4 separate regions of the Homo sapiens genome follow, and all the other regions are linked to region 4. A link is a contact called in ENCODE Hi-C or POLR2A ChIA-PET data. All regions are on one chromosome and are shown on one strand. The core of a region is the stretch at or near the end of the contact, and the rest is flanking DNA. Distances in the headings are between cores, read along the strand shown. Region 1 holds the start of TMA16 (translation machinery associated 16 homolog). Region 2 overlaps MARCHF1 (membrane associated ring-CH-type finger 1). Region 3 holds the start of SPCS3 (signal peptidase complex subunit 3). Region 4 holds the start of CBR4-DT (CBR4 divergent transcript).

Region 1 (2,700 bases), core at 47-2,546, 5.5 Mb before region 4:
ACCTAGCCAACTACCCTCAACTGTTAACAGCTGCACACACATATCAAGGCACACCAGCTTCACCCTGCCTGGAGCTTCTTCCCATGCCTAGTTTTCTCTTACAATTCCGGTCTCTGCTCAATTATCACTTCTAAAAGAGGACTTTATAGAGACCACCATGTGTAAAACAGCTTTTCTACATGCCCCCGCCAGCTAATTTTTATTAGAGTACTTATATTATTTGAAATAATATTTTTACATGCCTCCATCCCCTGGAAAATGAGCTGAGTGAGGGATATTGTTGGAGTATCCCCAGTACCAGGCACACAGTAGGCATTCAATAAATAGTTTTTGAATGATTACATTGTCTACGGAATTCTAACATGTATGGGTGAAACAAAGACTCTCACATGCTGTGAGAAGAAAACAAAAACTGGGTTGGCAGAGGCCTTGAATATGAGGAAGTGGCCTTTCCGGATAAAGAAACTAAGACTCGGCCGGGCGTGGTGGCTCAGGCCTGTAATCTCAGCACTTTGGGAGGCCGAGGCGGACGGATCACCTGAGATCAGGAGTTCGAGACCAGCCTGGCCAACACGGCGAAACCCCGTCTCTACTAAAAATACAAAAAAAAAAAAAAAAAAAAAAAATTAGCCGGGCGTGGTGGCGGAGGCCTGTAATTCCAGCTGTTCGGGAGGCTGAGGCAGGAGAATCGCTTGAACCCGGGAGGAAGAAAGAAAGAGGGAATGAGGGAAGGCGGGAAAGAGGGAAAGAAGAAAAGAAAAGAAAGGAAAGAGAAGAGGGGCGGGGCGGGGCAGGGCAGGGCAGGGCAGGGCAGGGCAAAAAAAGACTCAGTGCAGGAAAGGACTTGCCCAAGGTAATCTAGTACGTGGAAAAGCGGAGGGCAGGAGCCTGTGCCGTGCAAGAGCTCCGGGGAGCCAACACCGAGCGGCCCTTTTGAGAGGGTCCCAGCCCCTGAGATGCGGGAGCCCGCAAGAGGGAACCTCTTGTCTGAAGAGGTTGCTGCGCTCTGGAGTCGTGCTCTGGGACAGATGGGCAAGCTCCGCTCTTGGGGCCGGAAGCGTGTAGCGTCTCCACCCGGGCTCCAATCCCCAGCCTCGCACTCAGCACCAGGCAGAGTTCAGCCTCCCGCCGCAAGCTCCCTTCCGCCGCTCCCGGCGAGCACGCAGGTCTGGCTGTCCGTTGGGCTAGAGCTTAAAAGCCCAACACGGGCGAAAAAGACGCGGTCTCAGTTAACGGGGACGCTTTAGAGAAACGCACTCGCCTCTCCTGTTCCGGTTGGGTCGGCGCGGGCTTCTCAGGCGCCACGTGGGATTCGGCCCGGGTGCTCTTGTGAGCTGCTGCTCCTGCGGTTGGTGAGATTACCTGGGTCTAGAGTGCGGAGCTGCTCCGTGGCCACGAGGACGTCACCATGGTGGGCCCCCTCCTGCTCCCCCGAACCGCTCGGTTGGTTCCCCGGAAGGCTCTTGTTGAGCAGGCAGAGAGGGAGGGTGCGGTTTCGGGAACCTAGGAGAGGGGAGGATGCAAAGTGTTTATTTTCAGGGAGTGTGCGGGGTGCGGGGCGAAGCCTCTGGGAGGCGAGTCCCAGGCCCAACGCCTGGACCTTAGAGTTCCGCGTCCGAGTGCTGAAGTGCTCACACGTCGCCTTGCTCCTCTTTGCCTTGTGCCTAACTTCTCGCTAGTCACTACTTCCTGGGGGAAACCCGGCACCTTTCCATTGTAACGCATCGAGGAGTTTGGCAAAACTTCTGAGATCGCTGGCCCTACACACCTCTGCCTCTCTGGCCTGGGTAGACTCAGTATGTGGGCTTAGTCGCCTCTTCCTCGGCGTCCGTTCACCTCTCGTTAGTGCCCTGAATCCTGCCGTTACGCCCCCATTCGCTCCAGGGCACTGAAGCAGTTTTGTTGTTTTTATTAAAAACTGAGTAGATACAAAAGAGTGTTACTAAAGCACATTTCAAGTGTAAAGATGAACAGTTTCAGGAATTCTCGTTTACCCATTTTGTAGTTTTAAGAAATAAAACATAGCCTTTGAAAGCCCTGTGTTACCTTCTTTGAACTTTCAGGAAACCTTAAGAAGCAAACATTATCTAAGTTTTGTATTTATAATTTCACTACTTTTCTTTATAGTTACTACATATATTTGTATTTTGAAACAGTATGTTGTTTCTTGCCTATTTTTTACGTAATCGTTGTGTTCTTGAGAGTAATTCTTGCATAGAAACATGCTTTATAAATTTTTTTCAATTAATTTTTAATAAAAGCAAAATTTTAAAAGTTTATAATCTGGTCAGAAGTTACGATATTGTGTCCACAATGTGGCCTCTTTGTTTCTTTTCATTTTTTTCTCTTTTCATTGTATGCCATTTTTGTCTTACAGTCTGGTTCTTTCGTTGTTTCGCGAGTTTTTTGTGCTTTATTTTGATCCACTGCTGACGCATATTTTGTACTTTAGATTGTACACATTTGTGTAAATTCAGTGTTTGCTTGTCACTTTGCTTGTGGGATTTCCAACTCTTTATAGTGTTAGTTTTTTTCCCCTTTTCAGAGTGGAATATGAAAGCAATTACATCTCATTGTGTTTGAGTGATTGGGGAGATAGATTGGTATTTGACTGTAGTTGTCCTTGACTATCAGAGCTTCACTTTTTATCAGGCTGTATAGTAGAAGTACGTTGCTTTGGCATAGAAGTCAAAAGAGTGG
Region 2 (2,700 bases), core at 107-2,606, 5.5 Mb before region 4:
TTGAAGTTGGCAAAACTGGAGAAAGTCTAGTCAAGAAGCTTCTGCAGTTTTCAAGTTAAAAATATGATAGTTTCCACATGGATGGTAGCCATAGGGAAGGAAAGAAATGGACAGATTCCAGAGGCATTCGAGACAGAGTGAATAGGATTTGGTGATTGATTTAAGGTAGAAGAGGAAGGAGATCAGAGTGAAAGCTGTGTATCTGGGTTTGGCTACTAGATGTTAGTGGTGCCGTTCCCACAGGTGTTAGAGTGAGAAGTGGTAGGGGATTATGCATTGCGACACGCTGAGACTTTCAAACAATCATTCAGAAGATAGGTGGATGTATGGGTTGGAGTACAGTAGGAGTGGGAAATGAATTTGGGAAGTTATCAGCGGGGGCCTACAGAATGAGCAAGGAGACAGAAAAATGGAAGAAAGCATGGAGCCATGAGTTTCTTGGTTTTTGGAGATATTTTTGTGGCTGAAGTTGAGACCATCGTGTTCATTGTAGGGTAAATGATTGCTATTCAGTCACATGTCTTAGAAATGTGGTTGGATAAAATAAATGTAAGAGAGGGGTTTTCTTATGGGTGTCTATGAGGGTCTATGTATACATGACGTGAGATTGCTTCCTCTTCTTACATCTACGAGAAGGGCTCTTAATTTTCTTTCCTTCTCATGTAGCTGGAGGAGAAGAGCTCTGCAGTTTACTACAAAGAGGCCAAGTGAGGGTGACCACTGGGAGAGGGGAGAGACTACATTACCTGGAGGAAATTTGTGGTTCTCAAATGCTGAGCTCTAAATGTGTCATCTAATCTAAGGGTATCATGTCTGCCCTTGATTGCTAGGAAAACACTAGAGTTCTAGGGTAAGACATTGGGTGAAGCGAGGTGGGGATGCCTTTTTGTTTTTCCATCCATATGCGACTGCAGGATGTACAGCACACTGTTTGTTACTTGGGCCAGTACCTATATCAAGAGAGGACATTGGATTTAAAAAAGAAAAAGAAAGTTCTACCCTCAGGGAACTTATTTAATAAGGATGTAATGTGACATTTTAAAATCAAGACTCTCTGAAACAGTACATAATGTAGTTGCAAACAATGTAGTTTGATATTAATGGTATGTAAATGAGTTAATATGGAATAAATAAACACATAAAAACAACCCACAAAACCCCATCCTAACTGTTTTTCTAGCATTTAGACTCGACACGGTAGTGCTTTCATTTTCTTCCAGAAAAGGACAGTGGCACCTGGAACGCTGTCACCATCCCCTCTTTGACGCACAGAAACCCCATCCACAATTCCTATCGTGGGTCCTGGCCTTCCCTTTATCCCCGCAGCCCCTTTCGGCTTTTTGAAATGCTCAGGGCGGTGCACGCTGGCGTGTGCTGCTGCCACCTAGAGGGCGAGTGTGAGAATGGAGCCTCCCCTTCTGTGTTTATGAATCCCCACGCAGAAATGCAGAAGTAACCAACCTTTCTGTGTTTTAATCTCCTCCTTATTTATATTTTTCTTACCTCCTCTCTTTTTTTGTTCTTTCATTTTCTTCCATTTTTTCTCTGGGTGTAGGGATGTGCAAACATTTTTCACAACATTACAAACTCAAAATGTTACTATCTGAACAATGTCTTTTCTAGAGGCATCAGTGGTTAAATACTGTTTCCTGCGGGAGTGTGGGGATGTTTCTCACTGTTTTACCACCAACGATTTAGGCTGGATAAGGTATGAAAACTTATAGGGCCCAATGAGAAACAGAACTGGGTCCTTTCACACATGAAAATAATATTTTATAGACATTGTGCTTTCTCTTTTTGTTTCTGTTTTAAGTGACTTACCCATTTTAATGTGAGAATATGCCTTACTGATTTAGAAACATTTTTCTTTGCAGACTTGACACCATCCTTCACAATCAAACTTCGCATGGCTAAAATGTCAAACCATGGTGCTAACCCACTCTATCAAACTATATAGTACTAACTAAAGAGCTATAACACATTCTCTACTGGAATGCCATCTCCTTCATGCTTTAAAGGAGAGATGACTAGAGTGAATTAAATAAAATGAGAAACCTTCATTTTTACAGCCATTTGCCTTTTCACATCAGGCAGAACTTGATCCTTATTCAGTTCCCAAAAAGCCCGAAGTGGTGTGTGCCATTTGTGTGTAACTGCCACTAAGTTTTATATGGATTTGATGAATTTCACATCTCAGCTTGGGACTCCATATAGTTAATGCTTTTTAATCAGAGTATTTTAATCAATAACATGATTAGGGAAGAATCAATAGCAAATACTAGCTTTTCTAGTGTATCATACATGATGAAGGCCTAACCTGGGGAAATAACTTCCCTATCCACCTCTGAGTATTGTCTTTAGGATCCAAGAGGGTAAGAAGAAAGATGTGCTCTTACCATTGTCATTGCCTTGCTTGATTTCCTCCGCTGTCCGGTCTATCAATACATACAAAGACCAAACCACACAGGTGATCGCGATTACGTGGAATGTGACAGAGCAGAATATTTTCCTCCTTTCACTTGTGGTCATCTGTAGTTTCTCCCACTGCAATCAGAAATGAAGGACACAAAACTGAATTGCAAACTAGGAAATTTTGCTCCTCTTTTATTTCCCAGACACAGATCATGAATGGAAGAAAAACAGTAAATATCTGCAATTTCAGATGACACTGTAATATTCAAATAAGTCTTCATGTTTAGA
Region 3 (2,700 bases), core at 58-2,557, 7.3 Mb after region 4:
TAACAAACTGTGCCAGCCTGGAAGTTAAAAACTAAGATTTTAAACGCAACTAAGGATCTCTCTTTAGTCTCTATTTTATCGATTTTTCATTAGTTGGCTCTATTTGAGCAGGGAGTCTGCCTTATTAGTGCTGTATTCTCAAGGCTTAGAACTATTCCTGGTACACGGTAGGCACTTGGTAATAATCCTACCTGTATGGCTATACAAAAATTAATTGAATGGTCATGAATAATGCAAAGAAGCAAAAGCTTAACAAGAGACAACATAAGCCAGTATCAAGATCAGATGTTCACAGTTTTCTGGTTTGTTCCTGATCACATTCCAGGACAGATATTTTTGTTTGGTTTATGGACTGAAATTTTTAAAAAAAATTTATTTCAGCAGACCCTGAATCCATTTTTATAAAAACCCTTAGCTGTGAAAGGAACAAAGGTTTTGGCAGATAGTATAATCAGAGTCAGGATTGGCTCGGTTTGAACCCTAATGCCCTTCAGGATATTGAAAATGTGATAAAATAATTGCATTATTTATTAATGACCCAACGAAATTCTTATACATTATGCTGTAGAGCAATTCCGCAGCCATTATCTTCTTTGCTCCTAAGAACCCAGAAAGGTTATCCTTTTATTTATCAGAAATCACCATGTTAAAATGCAAATACTTAGGATCGGTAGCCTCAACCCTTATCTTCTAAAACATCTTTAGCTATCCATACAAAGCAAAGCATTAATAGGAATTGGACTGACGTTGGAGGTGGAAATACTGATGCACGTGACAGCTTTAAGGACTTGGGCGGCTAATTCCCCACTCCCCACTGCTCCTCAGATCCTCCAAAAAAAGCTCAAGTCCTAACTTTGACCAGGTTTGACAAAGAAGGGAGAGGACCAGGCGTTTTGTAAAGTGCTGCTTCCAAACGCCACCCGTCAGGACAGATTCTAAACCACCTTAACTTGCTGCCGGTTTCAAGTGAAAATAAATGGTACATAAGTAATCAAGAAGTCGCAGTCCCAGACCTCTGACCAAAGAACCGAAAAAGGACAGCGAACGACCGGTTCCCAATTCTCTGAACCCAAAGGTCGGAGAAGCAATTTAGAAGAGGAGGGGGTGGGTCTTCCACAACAAACCCCGCCCCTCCCTCACTCGTCGCTGATTGGTGGCGGCGTTAGGCCGCGACGGAGGGGCGGGCCCGCGGCTGAGTCTCTCCCTTTCCGCGCCGCCCCGTGCGCGCTGTGGGTGTGTTTCGGGAAGCGGGCGCGCGCGCGCTCGCGTCGGAGGACCGGAAAGGAGGCGGGGCTGCGGCGGCGCGCGCTCCCGGAACGCGCGCACCGCAGACGGCGCGGATCGCAGGGAGCCGGTCCGCCGCCGGAACGGGAGCCTGGGTGTGCGTGTGGAGTCCGGACTCGTGGGAGACGATCGCGATGAACACGGTGCTGTCGCGGGCGAACTCACTGTTCGCCTTCTCGCTGAGCGTGATGGCGGCGCTCACCTTCGGCTGCTTCATCACCACCGCCTTCAAAGACAGGAGCGTCCCGGTGCGGCTGCACGTCTCGCGGATCATGCTGTGAGTGAGGCCGGGCCGGCGGTGCAGGACGCCGGGACCGGGCTGGGGCGGAAGCCGAAGCCGGGCCGCCGCGCCGGGGCTGCCGTGCCGGGGCCGCGGGCAGGGCGTCCGGATCGCCCTCCTGAGCGGCAGTTCGCCCCCGAGGGCGGTCGTCAGGGGTGGACGTCGCAGGCTTTTCCGGCGTCCCCTCGGAACTTGCACCCCTCCACCGTAAATTCCCGGGCTTGCTCTTAAATTTTAATTTTGAGCGTTCCTCAGGTCGGTGCCTCCGCTTGCTTCCTGTTCCTCACTTCCCTCCACCCACGCCTGGCCAATGAGGGAGCAACACAACAGCAGAGCCGGCGCCGCCGCCCGCCTGGGCTGGCGCCTCCCGCGCGTCCGGTGCCGCTCGTGGTCCGCATGCGAGGCCCTCCAGGCGCTGCCGCCGCGCTCTGGGTCGGGCTTCCGTGGGGTTTCCTGGCGGCTCTGGAGGCCACAGGACGGGGTTGTCTTTGTGTCATTCATCACCCGAGTTTGCCCTGTTTGACATTCCCTTTACAGTTGTTGCCTTTGCACCTTCAGAAGGCAGTAAACAGTTGGAGCTGCTTTGAAGTTGGCCAGAGATGTTGGGCACTGAGAGAATTAAGCATCTTAGCCTTCTGATACAGCGAGATTTTTGTTTTGTTGGGTTTCTTTATTTCTTTTTCTTTTGCCAACCACTTGAAGAAGTCTGCGAAAACGCCAAAAAATGCAGTTCGAAATGACAGTGCCATTTCGCTATTGCCTATTTTGTCCTTGATTTTATTCTCTGGCACTTTTGTCTTTAATCGTCGTATTTTTCCATCTCTTGTTCTCATACCCTTCTACTCTATTTCCGTCTTACACAAGTTCTTTAACCTTAGTTTATTTCTTTGTCAGAATCGCCAAGAAGCCAGTTATCAAATAGCGAGCCTTCTCCCCCCACCTTTTTTTTTTTTTTTTAAATTACTGTACTGATGTTTGTTAGATATTGTTCGAATAGACCTGGGGTGGACATCAGCACTGCCATTGTCAGCCCTGTGAGGGTTAGAAGAGCTTGGTGCATATTAAACACTGAACAGATGTTAGCTGTTGTTGTCTTGAGCAAGTTTTCTTACCATTCTGGGCCTTAATTTCTTTTT
Region 4 (2,700 bases), core at 11-2,510:
GTCCATTCTGGTGATTAAACAAATAGCATCTTCGGATCTAACGTCCTATTTCTCCCTAAACTCAATGAAGAGTTATATTCACAAAATGACTAATCCATTCATAATAAGCCGGAAATAAAAAACCCTGAAGTTTAAATGCAATAAAAAAGAATTTGGCAGAACAAAGTTCAATTGTCCATTTGCAAAACTCACCAAAACAATTTAATAACATTAAAGCAAACCAGGTATATCTCAAAACTGGCTGGTACTCAAAAGGGTTTCTCTATCAAACACTGCTTTGTGCATTCGCGCAGGGCCAAGGCACGGCCCTTGGGCAAAACTGAAGGGAGCCGTTGGTACCTGCACTCCCACCTTTCCTGCCTGAACTCCTTTCGACCCAGCCCTGTCTCCGGGGGCCGAGAACTCGCCCTTTTCCCTACATTAAAAGTAAACTGTTACGTGGCTCTCTCCCACAACAGGGAAGCTCCTCAGCGTTAGCACTAGCCGCAGGGCGGAGGGTGCGTATAGCGGGGCCTCAAAAGACTACGAGGTCTCAAAGAACACCCCAAGTGTTCAGCCCTCGGCGGCAAGCTGCGTGGCCGGCATTCTGCGAGGCATAGGGAGATCGCGGGTTTCTGCACGAGACGCATTCTACCCTTGGAACGGGAGAGCGCCTGCACGCGGCTACATCGAGTAACCCTAGAGCCCTAAAGGCCAGACCCGCTCTTTTTACAAAGGAGATTTTCTTTAGGCGCCTGGACCGCGGCCATACAACTGGACAACTCCAGTTTGGTACCTACCGCCGAGGTCACCGGCGGCGGCTTTGGCCCCTTCCAGGTTTCTGGCAATGACCGCCAGTCGGTAGCCTTTCCGGGCCATTAACTGGGCCACAGCTCTGCCAATGCCTCGGGAGCCTCCAAAAACAGCACACACTTTGTCCATCTCGGAGTCACAAACTCGGAGGAAAGAGGGTAGGGAGTGGGAGCCCCTCTCCAGGTTCCCTCAGGCTTTTAAACAACCGCGGTTCCAAAAAAAAAAAAAAGAAAAAAAAAGGCAAACCGCAAAAAAAAATAACGCCGCTCGACACCTCCTGCAGCCGCACAATAGTAATGCAAGACGCCGTGAAAAGGAGGAAGAGCTCGACGTCGCCGCGTCGACGTCATCACGCACGGACTCTTCCGCGCCACACCTAACAAATACGCCGACGAGAGCTCCCCGCCGGCGGAAGAATGGCCTGGAGAGGGCCTCGATGCTTGCTGGGACCTGTAGTCTTGACGCATGAGAGCAACTGGCGCAGGCGCGCTGCTCGGTGGGGAATGTACTTGTGGCACTGAGGGGGATCCTCTGTCCCCGCTGGGTCATATCAGTCGGGATTCGAGCCCCGGTGACCAATCGACCCGGTTTGTTCGGAACTGACAGGGTTGTCAAGACGCTGGGCTTTCCCTGGCAAACCAAGACGACCTGATCACGTAGTTAGAACCCAGAGAAAGCATTACTGGGCGTGAGCCGGTCGGGGCTCCGGTATTTGCCCTTCGCCCAGGTGTTGTTTTGGCTACAGACTTGATGTCCTACCTGTTGAAGAAGTCCCCAAGAATCGCACCCACACCAAAACCTACCCTACCTGTTCCTCCCCCAGGTTGCTGTAGAAATGGACCTCTACCCGCCCAGATGTTACCATTCATCGCGAAGGGTGTCGTGAAGATGAATGCCCTGTCGAACATCATCCAGCAGGAGGTCAAGGAATTTTAACTGAATGATTGAATAGTCTTGCAAGATCTATGAAACAAGCTTCGGCTGCTGTAGAGAAACAAAAATGGGTTCCTGCAATTCTAAATAAGATGTACTGGGTGCTCTGAGAGTTAATAAGCTAAAAAATTCAATGTTTGTTACAATTATAGTGTAAACAGAAAGCATTTCTGATACAATATTATTTTACTAGATTCAGAAAAGTATGAGCCATGGTCCCTACCACTAAAAAAACTACAACCCAGAACTACAGGACTAATACACATGAAACACTAGGAGGTATCCAAAATCATACTTAGTAAAATGCAAAATTATATTAACACAAGAGCTCCGAGAAAATGGAGATCAGTGAAGAATGAAGGGGTGCATGGAAAAGCTGGATTTGAGGGCTGGATGAGGTTTGAAAAAAGGAAAACAAGAGCAAAAAGTCTATAAATAAGCAAGTTGAGCATTAATTTAAATTTGTTATTCCTATTCCATTTAGATCCAAAAAAAGATTTGAAATGGTTTGCAAAAATACATGAGTATTTGAATTTAAAAGGCAAAGAGGACCACTGCCCCTTCTCCCACAAGGCCAGAACAATAAATTAGGTCAGTGGAAAAAATACGAATAAAGTCATGCTATAAGAATCTATTTAGTATTAAAGAAGAGATTCATAAACTTAGAGTTTCCTGCCAGCGAAAGCAACAAAGGAAATATAATTACAAGTGGTAATTTCTGTAAGAAATCAGCCTCCTGGTTATGCAGCAGAGAAGCCTGAGCAAAACTCCCTCCTCATAGGTCCTCCTAAATGGCACACTAAGCATTGTAGTAGACAGTGAGCTTCATGAAAAGAAAAAGAGATTGTAAGGCTGTTTTCATAGCATCTATTAGACTTTATTAAAAGCAAATACAATAGGAAGTTAAACAATATAAGCAAACAGTCACACATAAAAATTGTGTCTTTGAAACAATATATGTTTGAAACAATGAGG

Evidence for each region. A loop is a pair of places that touch in the nucleus more often than their neighbours do. ChIA-PET counts read pairs that join two places held with the same protein, here RNA polymerase II (POLR2A). Pooled maps may share reads with other maps.
Region 1: a map of B cell shows a loop between it and region 4 (40-fold over the local background). The contact joins the promoter of TMA16 here to the promoter of CBR4-DT in region 4. A Hi-C loop is called at or near these places in 1 of 168 maps with a recorded cell type or tissue (B cell) and 7 of 50 pooled maps. POLR2A ChIA-PET finds 5 or more read pairs at or near these places in 2 of 52 experiments (AG04449 and CD8-positive, alpha-beta memory T cell).
Region 2: a loop to region 4 is called in a pooled map, with 3 times the contacts of the local background. The contact joins the enhancer-like site here to the promoter of CBR4-DT in region 4. A Hi-C loop is called at or near these places in 3 of 50 pooled maps.
Region 3: a loop to region 4 is called in a map of CD4-positive, alpha-beta T cell, with 28 times the contacts of the local background. The contact joins the promoter of SPCS3 here to the promoter of CBR4-DT in region 4. A Hi-C loop is called at or near these places in 2 of 168 maps with a recorded cell type or tissue (CD4-positive, alpha-beta T cell and CD4-positive, alpha-beta memory T cell) and 6 of 50 pooled maps.

What each region holds. Positions count from the first base shown.
Region 1 is chr4:163,493,394-163,496,093 of GRCh38, forward strand. TMA16 (translation machinery associated 16 homolog) reads left to right here and starts at 1,297. Exons shown (of 7, transcript NM_018352.3): 1 at 1,297-1,411. The coding sequence starts at 1,409. It overlaps LOC124900805 (a long non-coding RNA gene), which reads right to left and starts at 1,831. Exons shown (of 2, transcript XR_007058354.1): 1 at 1,769-1,831; 2 at 1-1,503. RefSeq lists enhancers at 1,188-2,090, 1,554-1,693, 1,724-1,873.
Region 2 is chr4:163,543,200-163,545,899 of GRCh38, forward strand. It overlaps MARCHF1 (membrane associated ring-CH-type finger 1), which reads right to left. Exons shown (of 10, transcript NM_001394959.1): 9 at 2,397-2,544. Among named protein-coding and RNA genes, the nearest start is that of TMA16, 50 kb to the left of the region's middle. Within about 2 kb of position 1,357, at least 4 of the 41 ENCODE cell types and tissues checked have a DNase peak (open chromatin) inside an H3K27ac peak, as active enhancers do.
Region 3 is chr4:176,318,659-176,321,358 of GRCh38, forward strand. It overlaps SPCS3 (signal peptidase complex subunit 3), which reads left to right and starts at 1,308. Exons shown (of 5, transcript NM_021928.4): 1 at 1,308-1,561. The coding sequence starts at 1,419. SPCS3-AS1 (SPCS3 antisense RNA 1) reads right to left here and starts at 1,852. Exons shown (of 4, transcript NR_186171.1): 1 at 1,487-1,852. RefSeq lists an enhancer at 1,119-1,619 and silencers at 1,602-1,721, 1,842-1,911, 1,942-2,021.
Region 4 is chr4:169,009,169-169,011,868 of GRCh38, forward strand. CBR4-DT (CBR4 divergent transcript) reads left to right here and starts at 1,261. Exons shown (of 2, transcript NR_185919.1): 1 at 1,261-1,288; 2 at 1,616-1,892. It overlaps CBR4 (carbonyl reductase 4), which reads right to left and starts at 1,087. Exons shown (of 5, transcript NM_032783.5): 1 at 780-1,087. The coding sequence starts at 921. RefSeq lists enhancers at 88-1,037, 1,137-1,466.